Linked DNA regions of Homo sapiens: region 2 is linked to region 1. Evidence: read pairs that join two places in POLR2A ChIA-PET (ENCODE). Cell type or tissue: A673. All regions are shown on one strand. Links, peaks and the distances in the headings refer to the core of each region. The heading gives the core; the rest is flanking DNA.

Region 1 (9,933 bases), core at 3,303-8,302:
TGCCTCCCCAGGTCAACCTGGACTCCTACACGCGGGAGCACACCAAGGACAACCTGCAGAGCGTCACGCGGGGCTGCTTCGACCTGGCACAGAAGCGCATCTTCGGGCTCATGGAAAAGGACTCGTACCCTCGCTTTCTCCGTTCTGACCTCTACCTGGACCTTATTAACCAGAAGAAGATGAGTCCCCCGCTTTAGGGGCCACTGGAGTCGAGCTCAGCGTTCACACCAGGCGGGCTGGGTCCCCTGCCCACCTGCCTCCCTGCCCCCTGTGACGGAGGGGGCAAGCAAGCCCCCAGAGGCTGTGTCTCTGGACAGACGGATAGACATACGGAAGCGAGGCCTGGACCAAGAGAGGCCCAGGCTACTGGAGGAGTAGAAGGATGGGCCCCGTGGGGTCCCCACTGCCCCGGTACGAGGGGGCCCAAGACCCTGGCAGGTCAGGGGCCCTGGCCAAGCCAGATCTGGAGCTGCTGCTCCCTGCTGCGGAGACCGCGGAGGCTTCGCGTTGACCAAGTTCCTTAAAGAACTGGCTGATGGGGCAGGAGGTCCAGGCCTGGGCTCTCGGGCCCTCCTAGAGGGCCATTGGAGCTTGCAGCTCAGACCCCCACTTTGAGTTTTATTTATTTAAATAGTAGTTGGATGCTTGGCACGTCGTCCTGTAATAGGAAACCCTTGCCTCATCAGTTTTCCTGATTTACAAGTGCAATATTTTAGCCAATGCCTTGGGAGAAGCTGCCATGCAAAGGTGGACACCATTCTCCAGCTTCAGGGGATATGCTCGTCCCGGGCACCGGTGGCAGGCAGCTGGCCTTCTGGACTAAGGCAGCCTGGGGGGACACTGCAGTCTGGCTACACACAGAGATCTGGCACCCCCTGGGTGGAGTGTCCCTCGGGGGCTTTGGGAAAGCATGGCACCCTCAGACCACACAGTAGCCAAGTTCTGGAGCAAATAAAAGGCCTGTGTTATTTCTTGTTCTTGACCCTTTTTGTGTGTTCCTGGTCTTGAGCCTTCCCAGGGTGGCTGGGGCTGGGAGGGTTGGTCGTTGGGCTGTTGATTCAGCCACTGCTCTCTTGCCATCACCTGCCCCCATCCTGGAGCCCGATACACTGATACACTGGTGAGGGCTGCTCTCCCATGCCTTCCTCTGTGCCAGGCACTGTGCCACTCATCCTAGTGGTCACTGCATCTCCTCCCCAAGCCTGGGAGGTAGGGCTTATCCCCATTTTACAGATGAGGAGATGGAAGCACAGACAGGGAAGGTCACGTAGCCAGCAGGTGGCAGGGGTTCAGCCCAAGTCTGACTGTCTGCAAAGCCTGGGCTCTGCCGGCTACAGGATGGAGTCCTTGCTTATCGCCAGCTGGCCACATGTCTTTCAGCAAGTTCCTTCAATTCTCTGCCTCGCCACACCCTGAGGTTTGAATAGAACTTTCACGTGGTGCAGGGATGGCTGGTGAAGGTAGACGGGGCCAGAATCTCAGGAAGGGTGGTGGTGGGCTTATGGAGGCCTCTGGGCAGAAGGAACAGCTGTGGAGACAGGAGATAGGACTCACAGAGTCTTTCTGTGGCCCTGGGTAAGGCTTTCCCCACTGTGCCTTTGTTTCCCCTCCTACCTAACAGAAGATGCGAGTTTAGGAAAGGCCCAGGGCATCCTTCAAGGGAGGACCTGGGCCACTTGCCTAGAAGTGGGCAGAAGAGGCCCAGAGTCCAGGCCAAGCTGAAGGCAAAGCTGACCCCACATATATAACCTCCCAGGGGCCAGGGCATGGCCCAGGGTGGGGTCTGGCTCAGCAGGGCTGTCTTAGATTAAGCTAGATGGAGTTGATGCAGGAGGAGCTGGGCCCCGTCTCCTTGGATCTTGTTCCCTGCCTGGGGTCCTGCAGACTTGGAGCTGCAGACGACATGGGGCTGTACAGCTCCCTCCTCCCTGCCTCCCCTTACTCATCTCCCTGGGCAAGGCCAGCCCTGTTGGCCCCTCTGCACAGTGAGAGGATCAGAATTGTTGGTCTCTGGAGGCCTTCAGGGAGTTGGACTGAGCCCTCTTCAGGGTTACAGGGGACTAGAGCCAGGGCCTGGGTGTGGAGCAGAAGCTGAGCAGGGCTTCATCAGGAGGAAGAGGTGGGCTGTCTGACTGCCGCTCTGACCACACCTGACTTTTCCTGCCCCGCTTGCAAATGGGACCCCTAATGCTTGCTCACCCTTGAAACCCATTTGGAAGAATCTTCTGTGCAACAACAGTAGCCTAGGTCAGCAGAGAACCCCCTTCCCTCTGCTCCCCGGCAGCCGTGGCCTCTCCTTGACTAGCCCGTACTGAGTCAGGCATGGGTTTTTCTGTCTCCAAAGGCTTTGGAATCAGGCAATCCTGGGTTTGAGTCTTGTCTTTGCTACTGACTTGCTCTGTAACCTTGGCAAGTCACTGCCCATCCCTGAGCCTGCAAAAATGGGGATGATTCTATTGTCTTCTCAGTGCTGGGATGAACAGCCAGTGAGCCAGTTCTGCAGAAAGGTCCTAACCTGGGGCCAGGTATACCGTAGGTGCTTGATACATGTTGGCACCAGAGGGTGAGCCCCTCCAGGAGTGGTGCTGGGTCTTTCTCCAGGACCTGGCAATGAGTGTCATTGGGCTTTATAAACTGTGAAGAGCTTTCCCACTGTAGAGATTCAGTGTCTCACAGAGGCTGGAAGGGCCTGGGAAGAGTCGTGCTTCTAATTCTGAACAAGGGCACCTTCCAGGTTTTTTCCAGGCCTGAGATTTGGGGACCTGACAGCTGGGAAAACTGGGGCCCAGGGAAGACTATAATACTACTCCCTACTCCCCCAAAATGGTAGAGGCAGTACTGGGTCTGAGCCCAGGACTTCCCTGCCTGACCTGGCCTCTCTCGCATCTTCTGCTGGGAGGAGCCACTGGGTCCACAAGGAGACCCACCTTTCCAGTTCTTTATATTCTAGGGATTCAGTTTAGGGCCAGGCCTTCCCTCTTCCACCTTCCCAACCTCCTGGTTCCCAGAGTTGCCATGGAAACCAAAGTCCGGGAGAACAAAGTCAGGCAGATGGAATTCCCATTTCGGAAGGCCCCACTGCCTGGTTTCCATTACTCACACCCTGGTTCCCTTGGCCTCCGAGTGGCTTTGGCTGTGCAGAGCAGCTGGAGGGCAGACTAGAAAGGCGTCTGGGTCCCCCTGCCCTGGGCCCTGCCTGGGCTCCCTGGAGGACCTTGGGTACATTCTCTGCCCGCTTAGGCCTCAGTTGCCTCATCTGTACAGTGTCATTTGGGCTGGTTCCCATTTTCTTTCACAGGAGAGGAAGGAGCAGTGCTCTCTAGTCTCTGGCAATTCCAGGCGGTCAACGTGGGATCACAGAGCTGTGATGTCATTTCAACCAGCTCCTCCCCATCCCACAGATGGGAAGACTGAGGGGAGGGAAGGGAAGCAGCACTCTTCACTGTAGAGCTGAAGGGCCTTGGAGTCAGGCTCTGGGGCTCAGTCTCTGGCTCCACCATTTACTAATGGCTGCAAACCTTTGAAGAAGTCATGTACCCTCTCCTTCCCTCCGCTTTCTCATCTATAAATTGTGCGCATTGGCACTTACCCCAGAGTTGCAATGACTAAGCGAGGTCGTGCATGCAACAAGTTTAGTTCAGTGCATGGCGTGGGGTAGGTGCTTCATAACCGTGAGCTGCTGTTAGCGATCTCATTATTCAAGGTCACAGGTCACATTCTCCACTTGCCCAGGCCTGAGAAGATGGGGGGGGCCTTTGGTCTCAGACCCCAGATCCTTGTCCTTCCAGGAACAGTTTTGCTGGAGGACAAAGCCAGCCAATTCCAGGGAGTAAGTGAGAAACAGCCTGTTCCCGTACTGCTGCCCAGTCTTGGCCCTGCTGGGAGCAGTTGGGGTCAGCTGGCAAATAGGTTGTGGTGGGTGGAGAGGCAAGAGGGCACAGCAGTGCCACTCAGTTGGATGCCAGCAGGAGGGGGTGCCACTCAGTTGGATGATAGCTGCCGAGGTGCCAACTGCAGCCAGGCTCCTGGTGGGAGAGTCAAGTCCCTCATGCTCTCGGCCTCTGCCATGTGAGTGACGTGCTCTCTTGACCTGTCTTGGGCCAGCTATGACCTCCCAGACTCTCCAGCTTGGAAGAGACCATTGAGTCTAAACTGCTGCCCAGCACTTAGGACCCCAGAGTTTCTGCTTGATTCCTTCCATGATGGAGCTCAGGAGGGCCTGGGAGCCCCTTGGGGGTTCCAAAGTTCTCTCCATCTGAAGTCGGGTCCTGGGGCAGGGTGGGGAAGGAGGGATAGGTTAGTCCTACCCCTGCAGGTCTCCTGCCCAGGCAGCCACCTCTGGACCCACCAGATTCTCCAGCTTCACTCCTCCCTGCTCCTCTCGCTTGCACCAAACTCTCAGCTCCCCACCCTACCTCCCTGCCTCTGCACCCCCTTGTCCCTTAACCTACTGTCCCCTCCCCAAACTCTTCCCACTGACATCCCACCCCTGAAGGCCTCTCTGCTTCACCTCCCTTCCTGCCCAAACCTCAGGCTCCTGGCGACTCCTCCACAGCCCCACCGCTCCCTCAGAGCTCTCAGGCCCTCAAGCAATGGACCTGACAGGGGTCTCAAAGAAGCCACCTGTTGGTTGTTGTTTTGCTAACAACTGGCAACATTTGTGGAACATCTGGCTTTGCCTGTCCTCTCCCTAGCCAGGGAAGGGAGGAGGAAAGTGGTGCCCCCTTCCTTGGGTGGGAGGAGGCAGTGGGGGATTGAGGAACAGCTGTGGGACTGATCCCATCTGCCGGGTACAGAAGAGAGTGGAGGCATGGCTGGGGGTGGGGAGGGCAGTGCCAGGTGGCAGGTAGATATAGGAGCCAGGACCACGCAGAGGCACACACCACGCATTCCATGCCTCATTGCCATCGATCCTCACAAAGCCCTGGGAGGAAGGGCTGAGTATTATTTTCAGTTTACAAATGAGAAAATTAGGGTTCAGAGAAAGTGGACAGCCCATCATGGCTGAACAGGGATGGGGACCTCTATCCCTGACTTCCAGGCAGCCTCAGCCAGGGCTTTCCAAAAGAATCCACACCTGCAGCCAGTCTGTGAGACTTAGTGGTTCAGCTGGAGTTGCAGATGGGGGCTTTTGATGCTGGTTCTCTTTGGCTTGTGGGCAGAATTTTTCTAAGGAAGTCCGAGGAATAGGTGAGTTTATGAATGTGCGGATGTCCGGTCCTGCAAGGAATCTCAGTTCTCAGAACTGTGTGACAAGTTGCTTTACCTCTCCGAGCCTCTGTTGTTTTAACTATGAAATGGGAATAATAATTCCACCTCCTGGGACTCGCGTGGACTTGGCAGGTTTACGAATATGTGTGAACCCTCAGCACAAGGCCAGGCACAGAGGGAGTGTGCCCTGCGGGGCAGAGGGAGGGAGGCTGGTCCAGGAGGCACTGTCGGGCCAAGCCCCAACCAGCTGTGCAGGAGGAAGCTGCCCCCGCATCTGCTCCAAGGCAGTGACTCAATGACACGACATGGGCAGGGCCCCAAGGGGGCGGGGTTTGGGCCCTAGGTTCCACATGGGCTCAGCGGGGTCCTGCCTGCCTGCTGTTTCAAAGGCAACCAAATAGCATCTGCCTCATCAGGTAGCTGGCCTGGCAGTCAGGAGTTCTGGGCTTTGAGCTCAGATCTGTCCCAAACCTCTGTGTGACCCTGGATGAGGCCCCTCTCTGCTCTGGTCCTTGGCTTCTTCTCTTGACACACAAGGAGAATCCAGCTTTTCCTCCTGCGTGAGGACCTTCGGAAGGGGCAGATGGTGCTCTGTGGGGGTGTGGGGGGCTGGGATCCAGGCCAAGCTGCCTCTGTACGCGGCGGGGTGTGTGTGCACGTGCGTGCGTATGCACAAGTGTATGTGAGCTGTGTATTCGAGTTGCTAGGGCTCTTTTTAGCTGCTTCCCAGGGGACTGGAAGGCCTACTTGGATGGAGCAGTCTGTTTATCAAGGAGCTCCACAGTCTACAGGGTTCATGCCCCTGGGGACACTGCCCTCTGTGTCCTCCAGCCAGGCTGGGGACCTGATCTGCTGGTTTTTCACAAGCTCCTGCCCTTGAGGCAAAGTCCATCCCCACTTTTTACCCCCAGCACACACAAACACAGCACCTGCTGGAGCCACCCCTCTCAGGGGATTCAGCTCAGTTTGCTATCCCCAGGGAGATATAAAAAAGAAGGGCCTGAACAAGGCACAGCCGATGCCCGCCCCCAGACTGGAGGGGAATACAGCCTCCAGTCTGGGAATATAAGTCCAGTTCCACTGCCGATCTGTCTGTGGCAAGTCCCTTTCCTCGCTGGGCCTCACTTTCCCCATCTTAAAAATGGGTGGGGCGTGTTCAAAGTGCTCTCTAGGAGCCATCCGACTCTGATGCCTCAGGCTGTATAGCTTTTCCTTCTGAGGTGCTATTGCAGCAGGAACTGGCTTGCTCTCGAGTTCTGTCCATTCCAAGGAAGGGGAGGGTGGTAACTGGGGGCTTGGGCTTTGGAGGCTGACAGACCTGGGCTTGAGTCCAGGTTCAGATGATTCTTTATTGCGTGACCTTCGGCAAGTCGCTTAACCTCTCTGGGCCACTGTTTCCACATTTATAAAGAGTTAAAGAGATTATAACCAGTTAATAATAGGTGTTACCTAGTACAGTTGTTGTGATCAAATAAAAGCAGGGGTGAACTATTTGCATTCAGCCCTGCTGGTCTGCCTTCTGGTCCTCGAATGCACCACGCTTCCTTCCATTTGGGGCCTTTCACGTGCAGTCCTCCCTCCCTGGAACACTCTTTCCCCTGCTCCCTTAGTTAATGACGATGAGGAGGAGGAGGATGAGGATGATAGCTAACATTTAATATTTTCCAGGCACTGTGCTAAGTACTTGACTGACATTTTCTTTTTTTATGCTCCCCAAAATCCTGGGAGTTAAGAGCTATTATTATTAATCACTACAGCCTAGTGCCCCGAGGCCAGGCCTGAGGACAGATTGCTCAGGGGAACTCCCAGCTCTTCCACTTAGTTGTGTAAACTCGGGCAACTTACTTCACTTTCTGGGTCTCAGTTTACCCAGTACTCAGTATCAGGCTGGGCTTGCTCTGAAGCCTGTGCTCTTGAGTAGTAGGCTGTATTCCTCCCCCTCTTCTCCAGAGCTTGGTTTAGATGTCACTGCCTCAGGGAAGCCTTCCCTGATAACCCTGACTATAAGAGGGCCCCTGCTGACTGCTCCCAAAGCCTCCTGCTCCTCCTCTTTCATGGCTCTTGTCACAGGTTGTAATTACACACACGCATATGTTCATTCATCGCTGTCTCTTCCTTTCAAGCTTAAGCCCCTTGGGGCAGGAACCCTGTCCGTCTTCTCACTGTATCCCCAGGCTTATCAATCACAGTGCCTGGCGCATGGTAGGTGCTTAATAAATACTTATTTATTGGATAAAAGGCCATATATTGCTTAGCATGGTGGGTTGCACAGGACAAGCCCATGAACAAAAAGTCTGGATAAGAAGCCACTGCATGAGTAAAGATTGAGTTCTGTTGTAAGTGACAAAAACACAAGGTAGAAGTTTCTCTCTCTCCCATAAAGGAAACTCAGGTAGAAGCAGCCTAGTGCTGGCATGGCCTTTTCGTGATCATCAGGAACCCTGATTTTGTCTGTTACTTTGCCGTCCTCAAAATGTAGCTTCCACTTCCTGTCCAAGATGGCTGCTTGAGCTCCAGCCATCACGCAAGGCTGGAGGCCAAGAAAGAGGGGGTAAAAGGTAAATTGCAGTTATGTCTTAGAGAAGGTGCTCAGAAACTGTCACATGACACTTTCCCTTACACCCCATTGGCCAGAACTGAGCACATGGCCACACTTGTTTAGAAGGAGGCTGGGAGCAGTGGCTCACACCTGTAATCCCAACACTTTGGGAGGCCGAGGTGGGAGGATCACCTGAGGCCAGGAGTTTGAGGCCAGCCTCACTAGGAGCCTCACTATGGATAACATAGTGAGACCCTGTCTCTACAAAAAATAAAAAACTCAGCCAGGCATGGTAGTGAACTCAGGAGGTTGAGACGGGAGAAACCCTTGAGCCCAGGAGTTCAAGACTGCAGTGAGCTATGATGGTGCCACTGCACTCAAGCCTGGGTGACATAGTGAGACCCTGTCTCTGAAAATAAATAAGTAAATAAATGAGAAGAGGGAAAGCTGAGAAATGTAGTGTTAATCTAGACAGCCATGTGACCAGATAAAAATCAGAGGTTCTGTTACTCTGGGGTAATACAAAGGCTGAGCAGATGTTGGGGACGACTAGCTGTCTCCGCCACTGTCATCAATGACAGACATCCATTCTCGTAAGGCTATGGAGAGGAAGTGGGGCAAGTGGGCATGTGTCAGTTAACTATTGATACAACAGTGCTGCAAAACAAACCACCCCAGGCCGGGCGCAGTGGCTCACGCCTGTAATCCCAACACTTTGGGAGGCCGAGGAGGGGGCGGATCACTAGAAGTCAGGAGTTAAACACCAGCCTGGCCAACATGGTGAAACCCTGTCTCTACTAAAATATAAAAATTAGCCAGGTGTGGTGGCACACGCCTGTAATCCCAGCTACATGGGAGGCTGAGGCTTGAACCCAGGAGGTGGAGGTTGCAGTGAGCCAAGATTGCGCCACTGCACTCCAGCCTGGGCGACAAAGCAAGATTTCATCTCAAAAATAAGTAAATAAGATAAATAAATAAATAAATAAAACCCACCCCAAAATACACTGGCCTCAAATAACAATAACTTATTCTCTCTTATGCTTCTGTAGTCAACCGACCTAGGAAGAGCTGGGTGGGACATGACCCCTCCCTGTGGGCTGGGCTCAGAACTACTCACTGTAACTTTTCCTGGAGGCAGAAGGGTCAGGGTCTACCTGGGGAAAGTTCTCACTGCAGTGAAAGCACGTGTGTGTTTTTTAAACTTTTAAAGTTTAAAATAATTATATATTCACAGGAAATTGCAAAGATAGTATAGCGAGGTCTCATGTACCCTTCACCTAGTGTGCCCCAATGAACACATCTTACATAATTATAGTACAATATCAAAAATTGAAATTGACATTGGGACAATACGTATGTACAGTTCTATGTCATTTTATCACCTGCAGATTTGTATAAACACCACCGCAATCAAGACATGGAACTATTCCATCACCACAAAGACCTCCCTCGATACCCTTTTATAGGTACACCCATTCCCCACCCCTAACCCCTCGCAACCACTAATCTGTTCTCCATCTATGTAATTTTGTCATTTCAAGAATGTGATATAAATGGAATTGTACAGTATGTGACCTTTTAAGATTGTCTTTTTTCACTCAGTATAACGTCCTTGAGCTTCATCCAAGATGTTGTGGGTATCCTATTTATGTTGCGTTCAATCCTATTTATTGCTGAGTAACATTCTGTGGTATGGATGTACAACCGTTCGTTTAGCCATTTGCCTCTTGAGGGACATTTTGGTCATTTCCAGTTTGGGGCTGTTACATATAAAGCTGCTGTGAACTGTTGTGGAGAGAGTTTTGTGTGGATGTAACTTCTCATTTCACTGGGATAAATGACCAGGAGTGCAATTGCTGGGTTGTACAGTAAGTATAGGTTTAGTTTTTAAGAAACTGCCAACTATCTTCCAGAGTAGCTGTACCATGAGAGATCCAATGTTTCTGCATTCTTGCCAGCATTTAATGTTGCCCCAGTGTTTTATTTTAGCTGTTCTAACAGATAACGTGGTGATTTTCATCCGGGTCTTAATTTGCATTTTCCTAATGGCTGGTGATACTGAACATCTTTTCATGTGCTATTTGCCATCTGTATATCCTCATTGGTGAAATGTCTTTCCATGTCTTCTGCCCATTTTCTAATTAGATTGTTTGCTTTTTTTACTGTTGAGTTTTGAGAGCGCA
Region 2 (9,933 bases), core at 2,901-7,900, 170 kb before region 1:
ACAGACATAACCACACCTACATATATCATTTCTAATTTGGATTCATGCTATGAAAGTAGGTAACCGGATTGCCTGAGAGAATAATGGGAAACCTAATTTAGATATGAGGATGGGGGGTCTTTTTAGCAGAAGGTACTTGGGCAGCAGTTACTGCTGGGTTCCCAACCAGCTATCTTTGAGTACTGATCAAAGATAGGAATCTTTGTGGTCATCATTCACAAATATCCTTGGAGCTTCTGTTTAAGATATCTGGGAATAAGTTGTGCTTACTCTTATTTCAAGTCCAGCTGAGAAGCATGTTTTGTTTTGTTTTGTTTTGTTTTTCTCCAGCCAGCATGGGAAGAAGAAAAGAAAGAACTCGGCAGTGGTGAGTTTGATGTTTTTGTGCAAACCTTTATAATATTGCTATGTAGAGTTTATTTTGTTTTCCTTTCAGGTCTCCTCCACCTTACCCCCGTTCTTTCCTGAAATGATCCAAATCTGCTAAAGAAAACCCTTCTTTAGGAATAATTAACCAAACCATTCTCTATTCAGAGACTCCTTTTTTCTGTCTCCTTCCTATAGGGAGATGAAGAGCACCTTGAGATAATAGGAGGAACTGTTGCGTGTTCAGGGGGGGAGTTTTTGGTCAATTAAAAACGAATCCCCAACGTGATCATATAGAATTTCAATGGACTAGGGGTTATAAGACCTGGGCTTCTAACTCTAATTGTACCATTTATGAGTAAATGTGACCTTGGATAAGTCACTGTAAGACTGCTATGTCCATGAGAGTAGTGTCTTGGTTCATTTTGTTCATTGCTGAATCCCCATCCCTAGCCCTGTGCCTGACACATAATTAGACAATAAATTTTTGTTCAGTTTGTTGAGTGAGTAAACGAATGACCTTTCTGGAAAATGAAACAAAACAACGAATCCCTGTATGATCTGAATACAACAACAGAGTTGGGAGCTTGAGAGGGAAACATGTGGCGGCCCTCATCGTTCAGAGGAGGCAACCATGGCTGGAGTACATGCCAGGGTAGTGTTGAGAGGCTAGAATGTTGATGGAAAGGACTAGGCTAAAAAGAATGCTTTGGAGAATTCTTTCCATTGTTTCTCTTCCAGAAAAGCAAGTCATTTCTGGGTCTCTCTGGAAATCAGTCCGCAGGAACACGAGTAGGAACACCAGGGATGATCGTGCCTCCCCCAACCCCAGTGCAATTGTCTGAACAATTCAGTTCAGATTTCCTACCTCTCTGGGCTCAATCCGAAGCGTTACCTCAGGATCTACTGAAGGAGTAAGTATCATGTAGGTCTGTGGGAGAGCCAGAGCACCTGCTTTTTACTGAAGCTGGGATGGGTCTAAACAGTGTGCTTTTTCTGAGTAGGACTGGGAGAAAACTATCACCCCGATTTGTTTACTGAACTCTTGGACTTACCAACAGGCAGGGATGACCATCATAACCACCACCATTTGTCACACTTACCATTTGCCTGGCCCTGTGCTAGGCATATCACATGTACTTTCATTTAAATTTGCACTAGGAGGTAGGCACTATCACTGTCTTCTTTTTATAGGTGAATTATGAATAAGTGGTAGGCAGAATATGTGGTCTGCAGTGAGATGACCTTTGAATTTTACATTGAAACTTAACTGGCTATATGAATTTTGGTAATGTATTTAGCCTCTTAAAGCTTCATTTTCCTCATTTGCAAAGTGGGAGTAATATCTGTTCTCAGGTGTTGTAAAAGCACATGAGCCTGACATAGAATCAGCACTGAGTATATGCAGCTATGATGATCGTAGTTGCATCAGAAAAGTGTTACCAAATGAACACTTGTTGGTACAGGCCTTTTCAGACCCAAAGTGGAAATTTCTTGGAGCCCTTTACATCTCTTTCTCCTCAGCCATGCTTTCCGGGAAGAGCTGTTGCTGACTGTCTGGCTGTCCTCTGTCCCCTTCAGACTTTTGCCAGGTGGAAAGCAAACCATGCTCTGTCCAGAGATGAAGATAAAATTGGCCATGATGAAAAAGAATCTTCCCTTGGAAAAGAACCGACCTGACAGTGTGATTTCTTCTAAGATGTTTCTATCTATACACCGCCTCACCCTGGAAGTAAGAGCTAGGAAACAGCAGGGAAGAAGCCTATGTGAAAATTCAAACCCATCTCTCCTCAAATCTGGAAGAGTTGACATTCTATTCCTTATCTCCCTTCTGCCTTTCCACTCTGAACCCATGCCCCAGAGAAGGCTGGGCTCTATGTATGTAAAAGCCAGTCGATGGGGAAGTGTTGAGAGAGCAATGTTCTCTATTTCTTTCTTTTTTTTTTTTTTTTCTTTTTTGAGAGACTGGGTCTCACTCTGTCACCCAGGGTGTAGTGCAGTGGTTGATCATGGCTCACTGCAGCCTTGACCTGCTGGGATGAAGTCATCCTCCTACCTCAGCCTCCAGAGTAGCTGGGACTACAGGTGTGCGCCACCATGGCTGGCTAATTTTTAATTTTTTGTAGAGACAGGGTCTCACTATGTTGCCTAGGCTGGTTTCGAACTCCTGAGCTCAGGTGATCTGCCCACCTCAGCCTCCCAAAGTGCTGGGATTACAGGCATGAGCCACCATGCCTGGCCATGTTCTCTATTTCTTCTGCACTTTGTTCCCCACACCTTTTCCCTTCCTCCGTAGCCCCTGGTACAATGCTGCAAAACACTGGGTTCTTAAAATGTGCTTGTTGACTGGATGAATAAACGCATTTGGGGGATACATTTGGAGAAAGGGAAAGACCTGCAGTAGAGCTTTTCTTTTTCTTTTTTCTTTCTCCAGAGACCAGCACTGCGATATCCTGAACGTTTGAAGAAATTACATAACCTGAAGACAGAAGGTAGATTTGCTGTTGCTGCTGGATCTCTAAGCACCATTTTCTGTTAGCCCACATTTCTCATACTTTAACGTGGTCCAATTCAGTTATATTTGTGGCCACAGTCATACAGGGTCACATGTAGAACTCAGGAAACAATAGTTTCAGGAAGCAGCCCCTCTGGCTTGGTCCTTACCAGGGAGTCACCATTGTGAAGGAAGGCACAGCAGGCATTCCAGTGGGAGAGAGGGGGCTGTTAGAAGAGGATCAAGCTGGCTCTCTGGTCACCAGGTTACAGGAAACAGCAGCAGCGGCAGCAGCAGCAGCAGCAGCAACAGAAGAAGGTGAAAACACCTATTAAGAAACAGGTAGAGTGGCAGTGAGGGGCTTGCTGGGACTGGGAGAGGTCTACAGCCTGGAATGGGAAGGGATGTATGAAAGGTGGGGGTCTCCTTGTTTTCTATCTGGTTATAGATAAAAAGTTCTTGTCTGGTTGTAGATGTTAAATTCCTTCTTTTTGATATTCCTTTTGAAAAAAGTTTTCTTTACTTCCAAAAATCCTAATTTGTTCCTCCTGATGTGGGTTTCAGGAGGCTAAAAAGAAAGCCAAGAGTGATCCAGGGATCCAGAGCACTTCACATAAACATCCAGTTACCACCGTTCATGACCGTCTCTATGGTAAGGGGAATATATGCTTGGTTGGGGGTGATAGGATCCCTGAGGGGTAGGTATCTGAGGGCAGGAAAAGCTAAACATGCTCTTGTCATTTTGAGACCTGCCTTTGTCAGGCACTCAGAGTTTCTTGGAATGCTTCAGTCTGTCTGGTCTCTCATGCACCATCCTTCCCTCATAAATTTGCTAAACAAACAAGCTGAGCCAGATGTCTGCTTCACATGAGGGCTTGAAAGATGACCATGAACATGAATCCCAGTCATCTTTTCCTCAGGTTCTACCTTAGAAAAGGCAGAGCACTTTGAGGATCAGGAGAGGAACAAGCCCAGGTTACTGAAGAGAAAACCCTGAGGGCCCATTTTCCAATGAGGCAGGGAGAGCTGGGGCCCCTCACTAGAACCCCAAAAGAGTTCTAAGGAAGCAGAGCTCTGGGGCCCCCTAACCTTCCTGCCACAAGGTAGAGAGTCTCTGGAGCCTCACGTTAAAATCAACACATTGTCTAGCCCCATCCAGGAGTCAGGGAGCCAACTCTTGTCAGGCAGTTCTTTTGCTCCAGTGCTCATGCTGGACACAAGAATGGACATCTCCCCTTTTTGGAGTCGTTATTATGTCTGAGCTCAGGCATATACTTACCCCTATCCCTCCAAAATTTTTCAACTTGAGTGGAGAATGGGAGGAGGGAGAAAGAATCCCCCCAAACTTTGGAGGATCGTTGTGCCCGTCTCAGACTGGACATTGCTGACTTTAATATGAAAACAACTGTTTAATCATCAGAAAGAGCTCTCCAATCCTGGGGCACTGGGAGGGCTGAGATGAGGTTTCCTGAGAAGGATGTTGCCCTCTTGCTTTCCTTCCCATCTCACTTAGTTGTCTGATGCCAATGATCTGCTCTAACCTGAAGGTTGGAAGGTTCCTGCCCTTCTTATGGGAGGTGGACAGAATCAGGGCTTGGCCCCGGGCAGGAGGTGATGTATCCAAGGTTAACACTCCATCTAGGGTGACCACTACCACTCCCCTGAATTCCGTTCTGGTGCCTTTTGTACCCCTTCCCAATGCCTCCAATAGGAGCAATTTTGCTTGGGTGACTGGGGTGCCTCTGTGAGTCATGTTCATAGAGCAGTGGCCTGTCCTCACTGAGTTGAGAAAGGCTTTATGGAAGAGATGATTTTTGCATTGAATCTTGAGTATGTGTGGGAGTTTTCCTGATATGGGAAAGAACTCTTGAGAGGGAATAGCCTGTGCAAAGGCATCTAGGAGGATCACAGCTGCTCAGGAAACACTGAGCAGTTGAGTGTGGTTGTGGGGTTGGGTATTTAAGGGAGAGTGGTCTATCACACCAAAGAGGTAGGCAGGGGCTTGTATGGACTGCTAAGTCTTTTGACCTTTATCATCCAGGCCAGTGGTGCTCCGCCTTGACTGTACACTAAGACCAATTGTGAAGCTTTTATTTATTTATTTATTTGAGACGGAGTTTCGCTCTTGTTGCCCAGGCTGGAGTGCCATGGTGTGATCTCGGCTCACCACAACCTCTGCCTTCTGGGTCCAGGTTCAAGCAATTCTCCTGCCTTAGCCTCCCCGGTAGCTGGGATTATAGGCATGCACCACCACGCCTGGCTAAGATTTTGTATTTTTAGTAGAAACGGGGTTTCTCCATGTTGGTCAGGCTGGTCTCGAACTCCCAACCTCAGGTGATCTGCCCGCCTCGGCCTCCCAAAATGTTGGGATTACAGGCGTGAGCCACTGCGCCCAGCCAAGAAGCTTTTAAAACTCTAATACTCAGACTGTGTCCCAGCTATTAAGTCAGAATTTCTGATGGTAGGAACTAGGCCTCAGTGTTTTTTGTTTGTTTGTTTTTTAAAGCTCTTCATTTCTCCCAGTGTACAGCTAAGGTGAGAACCAGTGCTGGTAGGGAGTCCATGGAAATGCTATAATTTAGCATAATACCTCTGGTGGCAGCTTGGAAGATGTTTGTTTAGGGAAAGGGAGATTGAGAAAAGAATGAATGAATCTACCTAGGGACTAGTTGGGGAAGCAGCTGATGCAAAAGAAACATAAAACTAGAGGTTTTTGTTTTTGCTTTGTTTATGGGTACATGAGGGATGGCGCAAGAAGATGAGTCACATTCTGGTAAGAGGAGTATTCATATGCTGTGAAAAAGTAGATTAGGGTTTCTTGGAGGAATCCTGGGTCTTTTAACACACACTTGAGCGTAATCTCTAATTCTGTAATAGATGAAGTTACAGTCCCAGGTGAGCAGAATCTCAAGTAGAACTCAGAAGGTCTAACTACCTTTTACCTGCCATCAAGGTCTTGTCTTTTCCTGGATGCAGAGTCACTTGTAGACTAGGGGTCACCTAGAAGCCCCCAAATAGGGTATGATATGGTAATAAGAGGAAGATTGAATGGACTCTTTGGTTACTAGGTTACAGAACTCTGCCAGGTCAGAACAGTGACATGAAGCAGCAGCAGCAGATGGAAAAAGGAACCACTTCGAAACAGGTGAGAGTGTACCAAGGCCTCTGCTAGGACCCAGTTTCAGTTATCTATTACTATGTAACAACCCCAAAGCTTAACCATAATGATTTGCTATTGCTAATGATTCTGTGGGTTGACTGGACAGTTGTTCTTCTCCTGCTTGAGGTCACTTAATGCAGCTGGGCTGAGGCTGTTGGCCAAGTTGCTGGTTTTCCTTCCTGAGGCCTCTGCATGTGGCTTATTTGGGCTTTTTGATAGCATAGTAGTCTCATGAAAGCAGTTTCATGAAAGCAGTTTCTTAAGGGATGGGCCTGGAACTAAAACAGTGTTACTTGTGCCACATTTTCTTGGCCAAAGAAGCCACAAGTCCATCCCAGAGAGTAAATAAGAGAAGAAATAGGCCCTATCTCCTGATGGGAGGAACAGCATGTGCATACCAGAATGGGAGGAATTGTTGGAAGCCATCTTTGGAGGCCGTCTGCCCTTAGTTGACTGCAGGGAATGGGAAGGAGTGGTTCTAGGTTCATTTGGACAGCATGGAGGGCAAAGAACGTGTGGTAAAAGCTTCTCTTCAGTCCCAAGAGGTGGGTCTCTGGCTCATCTTAGATGTTAATTTCTCCAAGAGAAGCATCTTTTAGAAAAATCCTTTTAGTTTCCTAAAGTCTTGATTCAAATTTCCTTATACCCCAATGAATTTCAGGATTCCACGGAGAGACCAAAGATGAACTACTATGACCATGCGGATTTCCACCACAGTGTAAAAAGTAAGTTACTAGAGTAGAGGAACCTTAGTAAGTGACTGAGGATAGGGAGAGTTGAACCTGTGTTGACCAGGATAGTTTACCTCCCTGAAGGCACAGTTCCTCTATCTCAGAGAAGTCCTAAAAACACCCCATTTTTCCTTTTCTGTCCTCCATTTGTTGTAGTTGAGAGGAGTTTACAGGTGCAATTAATGACTGCATCTTCTTTTAGGTCCTGAATTGTATGAAACAGAACCCACTAACAAGGACATTAGTGCTCCAGTGGACGCTGTGCCAGAAGCCCAGGCTGCCAGGCAAAAGAAGATCTCCTTTAACTTTTCAGAAATTATGGCTAGCACAGGCTGGAACTCTGAGCTCAAACTACTTAGGATTCTTCAGGACACTGATGATGAGGATGAGGAGGACCAGTCCTCTGGGGCAGAGTGAGAAGCCTCTGGAGGAATAGACTGAAGGCATCCCCTGGGGCAGCCGTGTTCCAAAGCGGGATGGCTGGTATCCTGAGGGCAGCAACGTTTCACATAAGGGCAAGAGGAGAGGGGCTTCTGCTCTCTGGAGCCTTTACCAGGGCCTGAGCTCTGAGCTTAGGGATTCCATTTTCTTTGTTCACCTCTACTTGCCTCTAAAATAAATGTAGGAGAAAAATCCCCAGCCTTTTTAAATTTAGATTATTTCCTTTCCATTAGGGTCAGAATAATTTTGGTGATTAAACACAACTGCTTTTCAATCAAAAGACTTATTTTCTGTTTCTAGGAGGAAGGGAAAGATGTTTCTTGGTATCTGTTTTCTGGGTCACTCTTATCTCTGAAGTTCTGAAAGGTTTCCAGTTGTAGGAGGCTGAATTTGGCTCATGGGAGCTGCCATGATGCTCCCTAGATTTTCCTCTCATTCCCTAGAAATGGTTTCTTTTGGAGATGGGATCTACATTGTTATCAAATAATGTTCATTGTGTCGCTGGTCTTAAGCTCCTAGGCTCAAGCAGTCCTCCCTCCTCAGCCTCCCAAAGTGCTGGGATTACAGGCATGAACCACTGTGCCCAGCCAAAAGCTCTAGTTTCTTTCTTTTTTTTTTTGAGATGGAGTTTTGTTCTTGTTGCCCAGGCTGGAGTGCAATGGCATGATCTCGGCTCACCGCAACCTCCGCCTCCTGGGTTCAAGCGATTCTCCTGCCTCAGCCTCCCGAGTAGCTGGGATTACAGGCATACGCCACCATGCCTGGCTAATTTTGTATTTTTAGTAGAGATGGGGGTTTCTCCATGTTGGTCAGGCTGGTCTCGAACTCCTGACCTCAGGTGAGCCACCCACTTCAGCCTCCCAAAGTGCCGTGATTGCAGGTGTGAGCCACCGCACCCGGCAAAAAGCTCTAGTTTCTAAGGAACTGAGTCTGCACAGGAAAGTTTCAGTGATGCTCATAAAGGCTCAGAATTTCAGAGTCTGAGAGAACTTCTAACTTGGTTTTGGAGGTTTTTTTTTTTTCATGTTTTAGTCCTTAAAAAGATATAATGTAAAAATTTCAAAATTACGTAAAAGGAAAGAGAATAATATAATGAAACTTTGATGTATTCAGTATCTTAGATCTGGGCAAGGAAGGCCCTTGGCCCCGTGCTTTAGAAAGTCCTCTGGTGTTCTGGCTGTGCTGCCCCTCACGGCAGAGAAATCTGCAGAGCCAAGTGGACGTACACCTAGCTGGAGTCTGTGACTCCCCTTTTAGACTTTGTTCCTGGTATTTGGAACCCTGGAATTCCCTGCCCAGTGGCCTCTTGCCTACTTCCATGGCTTCTGCAGGCCTCTTTTGTGGGTCCATCTCCCAAGAGTGGACTATCCCACCAGTGTGTGTGCTGCTGGGTTCAAGGGGGTAAGAGGAGGGTATTTGGAGAGGGATGTGCCCAGAGCTTGGACAGATAGACTGGGGTATCAGCATTTGTTGCCTTTCCCAGTAAGGATGGGATCATGGGGATGAGAAGTGAGGGCTGGTTCTTCTAGTGCTGCATGTTAGTGTGGAACCTCAAGGAATCTGTGGATTTTGAATGAACCTGGCTTTCTAGATCATGAAGGTATACTGGTCAAGGTAGCAAGTTAGAACATGTTTTATTTAACAATTTGTTAGCTTAATTTATAGTTTTTAAATGTTCAGACATGGTTAGTAGACCTGTTTTTGTACACTTATCCTGAGTCCTGCAAAACATTAGGACTGTCCAGAGCCATCATTTGGGACAAATTTTAAGGAGGAAGAATTTAACCCCACAATGTAGAGATCATTAATTTGCAGTCCCATTTTAAAGGTAAGGATAGCAAGGCTCAGAGAGGGGATTTGTCTTGACTGAGCTCATGAGCTGGGAAGTGGGGCTAAGCTGGAATCTGGGTCTCCTAGTGCTAGGTCAGAGCTCTTTTCATTATTCCAGTCTGCTGTTCTCTCACCTCATTCTCCAGAAACAATGGTAGGTTATTCATCATCATATTTAACCAGAGTCTGACTTCCTCTCCTTCCTGGTGTGCTGTCTGTCTTCCTCTGTAATTGATTAATGTGGGTCCCAGGGATGCTGGCTCCATGTTTTTTATAATCAGGAAAGTTGGAAACATATAAAAGTTAATGAGATCCCATGTGTCCATTACCTAAGAATTATCAATTTGTGACCAATCTTGTTTCATATACACACACCCCCATCCTGAACAAGGTTATCTGAAGCAAAGGTCATTTTTATCCATAAATATTTCAGCATACACTTCTAAAAGAAAAGTGTTAAAAATAACTACGAAAATTAATCATAGCTGCTTAATATCAAATATCCAGGCAAATTCAAATTTCCCTCTATTATTAATTTCTTTTCACAGTTGATACCTTCAAACTAGAATCCAAATAAGGCCCATAAATTGTATTTGGTTGATACACTCAAAAATTTCTTTCTTTCTTTTTTTTTTTTGACATAGGGTCTCACTCTGTTACCCAGGTTGGGGTGCAGTGGCACGATCACGGCTCACTGAAGCCTCGACCTCGTGGGCTAAGATGATCCTCCTGCCTCAAATTGTTGGGACCACAGCCATGCGCCACCATGCCTGGCTAATTTTTTTTTTTTTATTATTTGTAGAGATGGTGTCTTGCTATGTTGCCCAGGCTAGTCTCAAACTCCTGGGCTCCAGTAATCCTCCCATCTTGGCCTCCCAAAGTGCTGGGATTACAGGAGGGAGCCACCTGGC

Evidence for each region. Peaks named below come from ENCODE experiments on the same cell type or tissue, not always from the same donor. Only the 100,000 strongest peaks of a DNase experiment are listed, where the experiment ranks them.
Region 2: POLR2A ChIA-PET joins it to region 1 with 10 read pairs; 13 of 35 experiments call an interaction of 5 or more read pairs at or near these places.

Annotation. Positions count from the first base shown.
Region 1 is chr9:113,596,757-113,606,689 of GRCh38, forward strand. RGS3 (regulator of G protein signaling 3) reads left to right here. Exons shown (of 23, transcript NM_001394167.1): 23 at 12-982. The coding sequence ends at 197. Among named protein-coding and RNA genes, the nearest start is that of RGS3, 140 kb to the left of the region's middle. RefSeq lists silencers at 2,160-2,326, 5,477-5,556 and an enhancer at 2,653-3,576. In A673, for the core only: no CTCF peak of the experiment used is centred there; DNase peaks (open chromatin) are centred at 5,545, 5,855 and 6,185; H3K27ac peaks cover 1,908 bases.
Region 2 is chr9:113,422,219-113,432,151 of GRCh38, forward strand. C9orf43 (chromosome 9 open reading frame 43) reads left to right here. Exons shown (of 14, transcript NM_001278629.2): 6 at 331-367; 7 at 1,108-1,280; 8 at 1,948-2,098; 9 at 2,801-2,858; 10 at 3,126-3,202; 11 at 3,425-3,512; 12 at 5,929-6,005; 13 at 6,682-6,745; 14 at 6,954-7,472. The coding sequence ends at 7,168. Among named protein-coding and RNA genes, the nearest start is that of C9orf43, 16 kb to the left of the region's middle. In A673, for the core only: no CTCF peak of the experiment used is centred there; no DNase peak of the experiment used is centred there.